2 separate regions of the Homo sapiens genome follow, and region 1 is linked to region 2. Evidence: chromatin loops called from intact Hi-C (ENCODE). Cell type or tissue: psoas muscle. All regions are shown on one strand. Each heading gives the region's core, and the rest is flanking DNA. Links, peaks and the distances in the headings are about the cores only. Region 1 holds the start of FAM47E (family with sequence similarity 47 member E). Region 2 overlaps FAM47E-STBD1 (FAM47E-STBD1 readthrough).

What was found. A loop is a pair of places that touch in the nucleus more often than their neighbours do. Peaks named below come from ENCODE experiments on the same cell type or tissue, not always from the same donor. Only the 100,000 strongest peaks of a DNase experiment are listed, where the experiment ranks them.
Region 1: a loop joins it to region 2, with 2.7 times the contacts of the local background. A loop is called at or near these places in 24 of 110 quality-filtered maps.

Annotation. Positions count from the first base shown.
Region 1 is chr4:76,249,732-76,255,111 of GRCh38, reverse strand. It overlaps FAM47E (family with sequence similarity 47 member E), which reads right to left and starts at 3,391. Exons shown (of 8, transcript NM_001136570.3): 1 at 3,292-3,391. The coding sequence starts at 3,365. FAM47E-STBD1 (FAM47E-STBD1 readthrough) reads right to left here and starts at 3,391. Exons shown (of 7, transcript NM_001242939.2): 1 at 3,292-3,391. The coding sequence starts at 3,365. LOC105377286 (a long non-coding RNA gene) reads left to right here and starts at 3,435. Exons shown (of 3, transcript XR_938897.4): 1 at 3,435-4,004. In psoas muscle, for the core only: a CTCF peak has its summit at 3,274; a DNase peak (open chromatin) is centred at 3,401; H3K4me3 peaks cover 2,282 bases; H3K27ac peaks cover 1,711 bases.
Region 2 is chr4:76,299,540-76,304,919 of GRCh38, reverse strand. The region is part of intron 6 of FAM47E-STBD1 (FAM47E-STBD1 readthrough); the gene reads right to left. Among named protein-coding and RNA genes, the nearest start is that of STBD1, 4.5 kb to the left of the region's middle. RefSeq lists a cis regulatory region at 3,433-3,443 and an enhancer at 3,366-3,510. In psoas muscle, for the core only: no CTCF peak of the experiment used is centred there; a DNase peak (open chromatin) is centred at 3,269; H3K4me3 peaks cover 1,185 bases; H3K27ac peaks cover 4,661 bases.

The sequences.
Region 1 (5,380 bases), core at 202-5,201, 50 kb after region 2:
CTTGAAAAGCCAGATTTTTCAAGATCTGTGAAAAGTGGGTCCACTTATCCAAGGAGCCCCAATTGGCATATTGGTTGCCCACTGGAGACAAATCATCTGCTCTCTCATTCACAACCTCCACCTCTCCCACCGCCATATATATAGCTGCTTCACTCAGCCTCCTTATCCACCAGCGCCCTGTTAGCATTGAGTAGTTAGGGCATATAGATGAGATGGAAGAGACAGATGGGCAAACAGGAAGGAAAATAGAACAAGCTCCTGAATAACCTAACACAACCAGCGAACACCAAAGCCACGACTTGGAATCTGAGCGTCTCATTATCCTCACATATTACAGTGCCTTAGTTAGGTAATTCTAGAGTCTTTGTGTCCTTCCCTGAAGCCTCTTCCACCTTCAGACCCCTTTTATCTATAATGTCTTTTTACACCAAATCTAATCCTTGCTACACCCATTGCTACAAAGTGTTTTTAAGAGATTCCAGCCTGGCCCCAATTCTTCTCTAGTGAGTCCTAGAAACTTCTTACTTGTTGCATAGATGTGTAGGTGTTGTTTTAAGGGCTTAACCCAACTCTACTGTGAAGATCTAGATGAAAGGACACAAAAAGATGAACTTAACAAAAAGTTACTCTCTGCATTTAACAGATCACTCTTAAATAGCTAAATGGCAGAAAGATGCTGAAATTACATCTAATCATAAGATTAATGACCCATTCAGCATTACTTATTAGTAAGTAACCCTCCATATTAAATGTCTTTACAAAGTTCATTATATGCACATTTACAACTAACTCATGCATCCAAGCACTTCATGAAATCAAATCTGAGAACAAATATTTTTGTTTAAGTACAGCCATACAACTCAAAATGGGGAATGTACGTGGCAGTGAGCTGAAACTTCATAGAATGTTAGAACTGGCAGAGATCCTAAAAGAAATCCAGTCTACTTTCTTCACTTTTCTTTTTCTGTTTTTTTTTTTTTTTTCAAGACAGGGTCTCACTCTGTTGCTCAAGCTAGGGTACAGTGGCAATTATAGCTCAATAGCTCACTGCAGCCTCAAACTCCTGGGCTCAAGGGATCCTCCAATCTCAGTCCCCCAAGTAGTTGGGACTACAGGTGTGCGGCACCATGCCTAGCTAAATTTTTAAATTGCTTTTGTAGAGAGAGGAGACAGGGTCTTGCTATGTTGCCCAGGCTGGTCTCAAACTTCGGGTTCAAGTGATCCTCCTGCCTCCGCTTCCCAAAGTGTTGGGATTACAGGCGCGAGCCACTTTCCTCATTTCTTTCCTTTCTTTTTTTTTTTTAATTCGAGACAGGGTTCCACTCTGTTACCCAGGCTGGAGTGCAATGGTGTAATCTTGGCTCACTGCAACCTCTGCCTCTCAGACTCAAGTAATCCCTCCACCTCAGCCTCTTGAGTAGCTGGGACTACAGGCATGTGCCACCATGCCTGGCTACCGCTTTCCTCTTTTTAATAAGGAAACTAAGTTCCAAGAGGAGAGTAAGGCAACCAGTGTAAAGGGAGGGCTTTCCTCTCCCCCACATGGCCTCTCATAGTTAATAAGCTTACCATTCTGCATTATGTTAGGTTCAGGAAAAATCTTGCTTGGCCCATAAAATAAAACTGGAAACAATTTTTCTAAATATTTACTGTTTTCACAGACACTAGTACATGATATATGGATATTTCCCTCTTTAAGAATTGCAAAAGGATACCGGACATGTATCCTAAAGAAATGAAAAAGTATGTTCTCAGAAAATTCTGTACACAAATGTCGATAGCAGCTTTCTACATATTAGCCCCAAAACTGGAATGTCCAAAACAACCTGAATGTCCTTCAACAAGTGAATGGATAAACAAACTGTGGTACATCCACACCAAGGAACACGACTCAGCAACAAAAATGAACTACTGATACACACAACTTGGATGGATCTCAGAGGCTTTATGATGAGTGAAAAAGAGCCAGTCTCAAACAGTTACATACTGTATTATTCTGTTTATCTAACATTCTCAAAAGAACTAACTTACAGAAATGGAGAGCAGCTTAGCGATTGACAAGGCTGGGGTGGGAAAAGAAGTGACAGCAAAGGGGTAATACTAAGAGTTCCTCTGTGGGGAAGGAACAGTTTTGTATCTTTATGTATACATATGACCAAATGTTACAGAACTCACACACCTGAGTGCAAGTAAGAGCTGATAAAATCCAAGTAAGGTCTCTAGTTCAATTAGCATATTCTGCCAATGACGTTTCCTGGTTTGGCAATGTGCTATCGTTATGTAAAATGGTACCACTGTAAGCAGCTAGGGGAAGGGTACATGGGACCTCTGTACTATTTCTGCAACTTCTGGTGAGCCTACAGTTATTTCAAAACAAAATTTTTAAATGGGGGGGAGAAGCTTCCCAAAGAAGCTCTTATGAATAACTGCTAGAAACAACTATGAATAATTGCTAACATGTACACGATACGTTCTATGTGCCAGTGACAACTTTACATGTGCTATCTCCATTAATCCTCACGACAATCTTAGAAAGCTGATTCCTAAGTTATTGCCCCATTTTATAGTTAGGAAAGTGAGCCCAGAAGGAGCAACCAACTTGCCTAAGGTCACCAGGCAAACAAGAGGAGAACTAGCCTTCTACTCAAGCCTTTCTGATTCTAGACTTTGGAATCTTCACCACCACATCGTGCTGTCTCCAAGACAGACGAATTCCATTCTCAAAAGATTGTCAAGGAGTCGGTAAAGGCAAAAACCTTCTTGTTCCTGCTCTGAGGCTACCACAACCGTACAAAATGTTAGCAGACCTCCCTAGCACCCCAGGCGCTCCCCCAACCCTGGGCTCCACTTGGCCACAGCCGCCATCTGGATACCAAAGGCTCCAGGGGCAGCAGATGCCTAACATCGGATACAGGGCTCCAGGCGCCCCGGGGCATCTGGCGAACAGTTGGTTGGCTAGGCCGGAAAAGGGTGGGTGGCTAGCAGGAGGGCACCAGCCTCCGCAGCGGACTCTGCGGCCATCACTTTCCCATCAGAAATGGGGATATTAGTCTACATCCCTGGGGGCGTGGGAGGCGGGGGTTGTGAGGATGACAGCAGGAAAAATCCTTTGCAAAGAGCAGCGCCAAGCGTTGGTTATCTCAGCGTATTATGTTGTACGTACAGGAAGCATTGAGGAGGGAAGGCAGGCTGGACCTCTCCCCTCGCCCCCGCCCCAGCAAGCGCGGGTCTCCAGGCGCCCCCGCGCGGCCCGCGTGGGATGCGCCCTCGGCCCGGGCGCTGAGTGTTTACCTGGACCTGCAGTTCACGCCCTCGCGCACCGGGGCCAACGTCCCCGGCCGGAGCCGCCGCCTGCGGTCCGCCATGGTGGCCCTAGCTTCGCGGCCACCGTCCGGGCTTGGGCGGTGTGTGTGCCCTGCTGCCGCCCCGTTGCTAGGACACCGCACAACCACCGCTGCCGGTATTTGCCCCGGGCGCCTGGCAACTCTGACGCCCCGCTGCGCGGTCCAACCCCTTCTCCGACGCCTGGGGACGTGGACCTGGCCGAGGGAAGGGAGAGGGTACCGGTCCTTGGTGTAATCACGTTTTACTCTGCTGGGAAGGCGTGTTCATCTTCCCACCGAAACGCGCCATAGACTGGATCAGGCGTTTTTTGCTCATCATCGTTTCAAAAAACGTTTACTGAAGGAAAGAAAGGAAGAAGGCAGGAGGAGCGATAAAGAGATAGCAAGAGAAAGAGGATGGAAAGTGGGGAAAATGAATAGATTTCTAAAGGTTGGGAAAGCCTTTTAGCAGGGAGATGTTTTCCTGGAGGTCTTGGAACTCTCTTGGTCTCACAGCCTCTGTAAACCGAGGGCTGCACACCTGTCTCTAGTCCCCAGCTGATTTCCAGAGGCCCTTCCAGCTCCTGTGTTGATTCTTCTGCCTCGACTCACTTCTAGCAGACAAGTACCATCCAGCTGACCCTGGTAGGCACGTGGCCACATAATACGGATTGCACGAGGGTGTGTTTCGTTTTTACTAAATTCTTATGCTACTTCTGAGTGTTTCTGATTTAAATATAAGCATTGGTTCTGCTACTTAATAATTATGCACTCCTGGGGGCAGGGTACTTACATTTTTAAGCTTCATTAATTACCTGGCCTGAAAATGGGGAAAATAATAGTATCTACCTGTAGGGTTATTGGGGATATTCGATGAATATAAAGAAATTAACACAGTGCCAGCATTTAAGAATCCCTCAAGAATTATTATTATGCAAGTACTATTATTCCAGCTGTGAACCGGGGGTGGTAATATTTGTCCTGACTACTTAACAGAGCTGTTGTGAGTTAGTTAATGGAGAAAGCTATGTAGGTAATCATTATAATTAGCCCAATTGTTATTTTTATTTTCTTTGATATTAGTCCGATTGTAATGCAAACTTTTTATTACTTTGAGGAGGTAGGGTTTCTGTAGAAATTCTGTGAGAACTGGGCCAAAAGTATGGTTATCTAGGCTGAATGGAGTCCTGCAGGAATGATTTGTAACAATTTGCCCAAACAATGCTTGATTAAACTAAAAAGCTTCTACACAGCAAAAGAAATAATCAGCAGAGTAAACAGCCCACAGAGTGGGAAAAATCTTTGCAATCTATATATCCAACAAAGGACTAATATTCAGAATCTACAAGGAACTCAAACAAGCCAGCAAGAAAAAAACAAGCAATCCCATCAACAAATGGGCTAAGGACATGAATAGACAATTCTCAAAAGAAGATATAAAAATGGTGAACAAACATATGAAAAAAGGCTAGATATCACTAATTATAAGGGAAATGCAAATCAAAACCACAATGTAATACCACCTTACTCCAGCAAAACTGGCCATAATCAAAAAATTTAAAAAATTAGATGTTGGTGTGGATGTGGGGAAAAGAGAACACTTTTACGCTGCTGGTGGGAATGTAAACTAGTAAAACCACTATGGAAAACAGTGTGGAGATTCCTTAAAGAACTAAAAGTGGATCTACCATTTCATCCAGCAGTCCCACTACCTGGGTATCTACCCAGAGGAAGAAAAGTCATTATACAAAAAAGATACTTGCACACACATGTTAATAGCAGCACAATTTGCAGTTGCAAAACTATGGAACCAGCCCAAATGCCCATCAATCGATGAGTGGATAGAGAAATTGTGGTATATATGTGTATATATACACATATATATAATGGAATAACATTCAGCCATAAAAAGGAATGAAATAATGGCATTAGTAGCAACTTGGATGGAACTGGAGACCATTATTCTAACTGAAGTAACTAAGGAATGGAAAACCAAACATTGTACATTCTCACTCATAAGTAGGAGCTAAGCTATGGGGATGCAAAGGTGTAAGAAT
Region 2 (5,380 bases), core at 205-5,204:
TAATACACTCTATAATCTGTGTGTCTGTGGTTTAATTTCTCTTTCCTCCCTTCAGAGTGTAAATGACAGCGGGGATGGTTGTCCTTTGTTCTCTGCTGAATTCTTAGCACCTGTAACCTCTCCGGAGTGAGCGCTTAGAAGTACAGGTTGAATGAATGAATTAAAAGCCCCAGGTAATTTCACCCTAGAGCATTATTGGCATTTTTCTTACGTAGATTCCATATGCATTTTTAGCCCATGTGGATATTACCGTTCCTTGAAATTCATTTTATGTATAATAAAAAGTAACCGTAAAGCTATATTTTTAAGAGAATGAATGTCACTGTATAAAATAAGATTCTTTCAGCCTGGGCAGCATAGCAAAACCCTGTCTCTATGGAAAAATACAAAAATGAGCTGGGCAAGGCAGTGGCGCCTATAGTCCCAGCTACTCAGGAGGCTGAGGATCACTTAAGCCTGGGAGGTGAAGGCTGCAGTGAGCCATGATCATGCCACTGCACTCCAGCCTGGGTGACAGAGGGAGACTGTCTCAAAAAATCTGATAAAAATATAAGATCCCTTGCATGTGCGGTTCACATAGGGTTTGTGCTCCTATGAGAGTCTAATGCCGCTACTGATCTGATAGGAGGTGCAGCTCAGGCTGTAATGTTCACTTGCCAACCACTCACCTCCTTACTGTGCAGCCTGCTTCCTAACAGGCCTCAGACCAAGGTCTGGGGACTCCTGTCTAAGGGATAAAAATCCCAGAGAATCTGTAAAATCCTTCAGATGTAAGCCCCACTATTCACTTATAATACCTAAAAGGCTCTTAATATTTATTGCTGTCATAAATGTCCATTCATTTATTTAAAATAATACCAAAAATTATTTTCTCAACCCATCAGAATTATTTTTACATTGTATCATATTGATCATGCAACATTTTTTTTAATTTACTTTTTTCTTTGGGAATCCCAAGAAGCTAATGCAACATTTTTAAAGAACATTATTTGGCCTTCCTTTTGGCTTTTCCAAACTTAAGTGCTGGCTCATTAATTTCTGTGTTGCTGCTCTTTTAAAAAATGCTCCAATCATAGTCATATGTTTATATTAAAGGTTCATAGCCACATATCCTAAAAACATTCTTGCCGCACTGATGATACCCATGCTTATCGCTATACACTTGCAAAACAATCATGTTTGCCTCCATATAGAAAACTGTGAGTGCCTAGGAAGATAGTGTTGTCAGGGAGCAAAAAAGGCAAGAACGGTTGTGCGGACAAAGGAGGAAGATGATGAGTTCTGCTGGGACGTGTTAAATTGGAGGCACGAGCAGGAAGTTGGAACTCGGTTTCTTTAGTTTAAGAGGATCAAGGCTGGAGATGTTGGAAATTCTGCATAGAGATGTGGTAATTAAATCCATAGTAAAGATTAATGTTATAAAGAGAAATGAAGGATGGATGAGCCCTTGACACAATTGCAAGAAGAAAGATTGGGAAGTTGCCTCCATGTTGCTATTTATATTGCAATTCTGTCTTGAGATTATATTTTATGGGCCATAATGTAGAACCCGTTTTCTAATTGATATTATTCTATTTAATAAAGTATGAATAGATATAGATGGATATTTTAAAGTTTATTTTATTATATATTTTTTCCTTTAAACTTATGCAAGAAAAGATTGCTCAATCCTGGCTTAGAGGGATGAGGACAGAACAATGAAAAGCAACTCTGTTTGCAAAGTCAGAGAGACTAAAGACTGTGGGAAGGAAGAGCCAGAGAAGAAGGAGAACCAAAATCAGATAAGAAAAGCAGTTCAAGAAGGTGGCCAGGAGAGGGAATGGAGGCATTGCTTTGCAGAACTGAAGTTGATAGAGAACTGAAGGGAAAATGGTTGCAATTGGCACATAAGAGGCCATCAGTAGCTCTGGAGTGTTTGTGGGGGTGGAAGTTGGATTTCAGAATGCTAAGATATAAATGTTGTGAAAGGATAAGAAGTCCAGCATTGAGTTATCTCTCTCTTGAGAAACGTGGAGGCAATAGGTTGGAGAGAAATTGAAGGGTTGCTTAAGAATAGAACAGGATACCCAGCACTTTGGGAGGCCGAGGTGGGAGGATCTCTTGAGGACAGGAGTTCGAGACCAACCTGGGCAACACAGGGAGACCCCCCCCCCCCACCTTCCACCAACCCCCCCCCCCCAAAAAGAAAAAGAAAAGAAATAGACCAGGACTCAGGGCAGTTCCTATAAACCAAGAGAGATTTAAGCACGATTGGGAGCAGGAAAGAGCCAGTGGAGACTGAGCTTGAAGACATGAGAAGCAGAGGAAATATTTTTTCATTGGACTTTCATAAGGCACAAGAGGGAGATGGGTCAGGAATGCCAGTGGAAGAATTGGCCTTCAATGAAGGAAAGAGATTAGAAGGGCATGAAAAAAAGAAAAGAATGAAAATAAGAGACATTTTGTGCCACAAAGGAAGTAGTCAATGAGGTTATCAGCTGAGTGGGAGAAAGAAAATCTGGCTGGAGTTTTAAGAAAAGCAGAGAAAGTAGATAATGACCACTGGGAGAAGACATGGCCAGTAGAAGAGGTGTCTCTGCATAGTCCTGTTGCCTCTCCACAGTGGGGTATAATAAGAAAGAGATTTGGTCTTGTCCTTTTGTTGCTGGCACAGAGAGCGTAGAACCCTTGGGATTTGTTATTCCTAATGGGATCCTTTCGATCACACCAGGTTTTCTCTTATGGTATCAGTATCTTTGAGGTTTGTCTCATCCCTAGTTTAGATCATAAATCCCTTGCTGGTCACAGCTTGGACATCTTTCTATTCCCTGGAATGTCAAGGCTATCATCTAATAGGCCTTCTTTTTATTGTTTTTGTTTATTGAATAACTAAAATATGCAGGCACCAGGCTAAGTGCTTTATAAAGATTATCTCATCCTTATAAATGGAATGCTTGGAGGGAAGTAATCTGGTCAAGGTCATACAGTTAATGAGTGACTGAGCTAGGATTTGAACCCGGTGTTCTGATCCCCAGGACCTGCTCTGAAACCCTAGCTACACTGAAGTCTGATGATTCTTAAACTATGTTCAAATTTCAAAGCATAGATTTTAGAAGTGAGTGTGCAAATTTGGATGTGTTATACTAGAGAACCCTTATGGTTGTGTTTCAGTGTTTGTGGTGACTCTCAGACTTGTTCTTGATCTGTAATAACTCTGCAACCCCTCTCTCCATTAGGGGAATGCACTTATCACCCTCAGCACCTGTCCATTGCTGTCAGACCTCTGGCTCCTGGGGAGCCACATAACATTAACCACAAGTACAACCTCTCTGCAAAGCAGTCACATTGGAGCTGCCCAGTTTCAGGTTTCACAGAGACATTTTCTAACTGAAACTGTTTGCAAACCTCTGACTCATCTTAGTTCCAGAATAGACTCAAGGCTGACATCAGTCATGCTAAGTCATTAAAACTTTAGAAAAGGGAGATCTGTGTTAGACAACTAGCTCACTATCTACAGAAAAATAAAGCTGGATTACTACTTTGTACCACATAAATGCTGAACTCCAGATGAAATAAAGTCCTAAATGTAAATGGTAAAACTATGAATAGAACAAAATCCAGGAAACTGGCAATGTGACATTGCCTAACATAGGAGGCCAAAAACATTTTGACTTCATTAAAATGATGCTATCTGGTCAATGAAGGGTGCCATAAACAGTTACCAGATAGAGCCAAACTGGGGGAAGATATTTGTGTTGTCTAAAACTGATAAGAGATTAATACCTAGCTCTACAATGAACTCGTACAAATTGGCAAGAAAAAGACGCAAGATCCAATATAAAAATGGACGAGGGACGCTCTTTCCTCAGTGCCCAGAACAATGACTGGAACATAATAGGCACAATAATTTTTGGCTGAATAAAATTAGACACAAAAAATGCTTAAACTCATTGATAGTCAGAAAAATGCAAATTAAAACAATGATATGCCATTTTACATCCATCAGAGAGACAAATATTAGAAAGAAGTTGTGTGGTGCTGCTGTTGGGAGAGCCAACAGGTACAAACACTCTGGAAGAGTGTTGTGAAGCTAAGTATGCACATAGCCAATGGCTGTGCAATCCCACTCCTCAACATGTAGGCCCAGGGAAAAATGTGCACAAGACTATAAGGGACATACAGTGTTACTTGGGCCAACGGCAAGTTCAAAGCCCCTGGCTGTTCATCATAGGGTAATAACTAAATAAAATGCGATAGATGCCTATGAAATACTATGCGGTAGTTAGAACAATGAACAAGATCTAGACATAATGTAATTAAATCTTAAATACATAATGGTGACTAGAAAGGCAAGAAACAATGACTTACAGTACAATAATATTTATGCAAGTTGAAAATACATAAACACTCAAAATAGCACTACTGAGGCTTCAAAGATACATGCATATTTAGGAACAATTCTTAACACATTAAAGGAAGTGGTTTGGTGGGCAAAAGTATAGGAATAGGAGTTGGGATAAAAGGAGAATGAATAAATAAACAAAGAGGTCCAGGGTGGGGTCTGGATTCTGCTTTCCTAACAAGCTGCCAGTTGATACTGGTCTGTTGGCCTCACTGTAAGTAGCAAAGAGACTAAGGAGTAAGGTGAACTCAAACCTTGCAGGCTTAAAGAGGAAGTGAGGAAGAATGGAGGGAAATATGAGGGAGGAAGGAAGAGGAGAACAGGCAAGTTTTGAAGGGTGGAGTCAGGGAGAGTCCAGGGCAGGGGCAGCGGGCCCGGCACACAGAAAAGGGAAGAGCCCATGGGTGCCATTGGCAATCTCTGCTTCCTCCAGTCAGACCTGCCGGACCACGCCATGCACTCCAGCTCCTCACACAATTAGATACAATTCAAATAATTGTAATCATGAGTGAAAGACTCCCAATTCCCACCAGGTGCACACTGTTACTAGAGAGAATGTAAGCCAAATTTCTCCTCAGAGAGATCCTCCCCAACCAAAGTTGGCCCTTGCCCTCACTTCCGCAGGCCTGCCCCCTGCTGTTCTCCATCCCTGCACCCCATTAATTGCCCATGTCACTCTCCATATTATCTTCTTTGATTAAAGGTGTGTTTCCCTCACTGGATTGTAAGCTCACAAGGGCAGGGAATTTATAGTTTTCTCCCAGTGACCTATAGGGTGCCTAGTGTCCTACACGGTAGAGGCTCAAAATATGTATTTATTGAGTGAATGAATAAATGAATATCAAGAATGGTCAAGCACTAGCATGTACCACCAAAATATAGGCTGTAAATGTCCAAGAGATTTTTTTAAAAGCATTGACAGTTATCTTCTTGGGAGAGAATGAGGTAGATTAGACCAGGACAGATCTAGCAAAGCCACCATGAGGGCAAAGTTTGGGG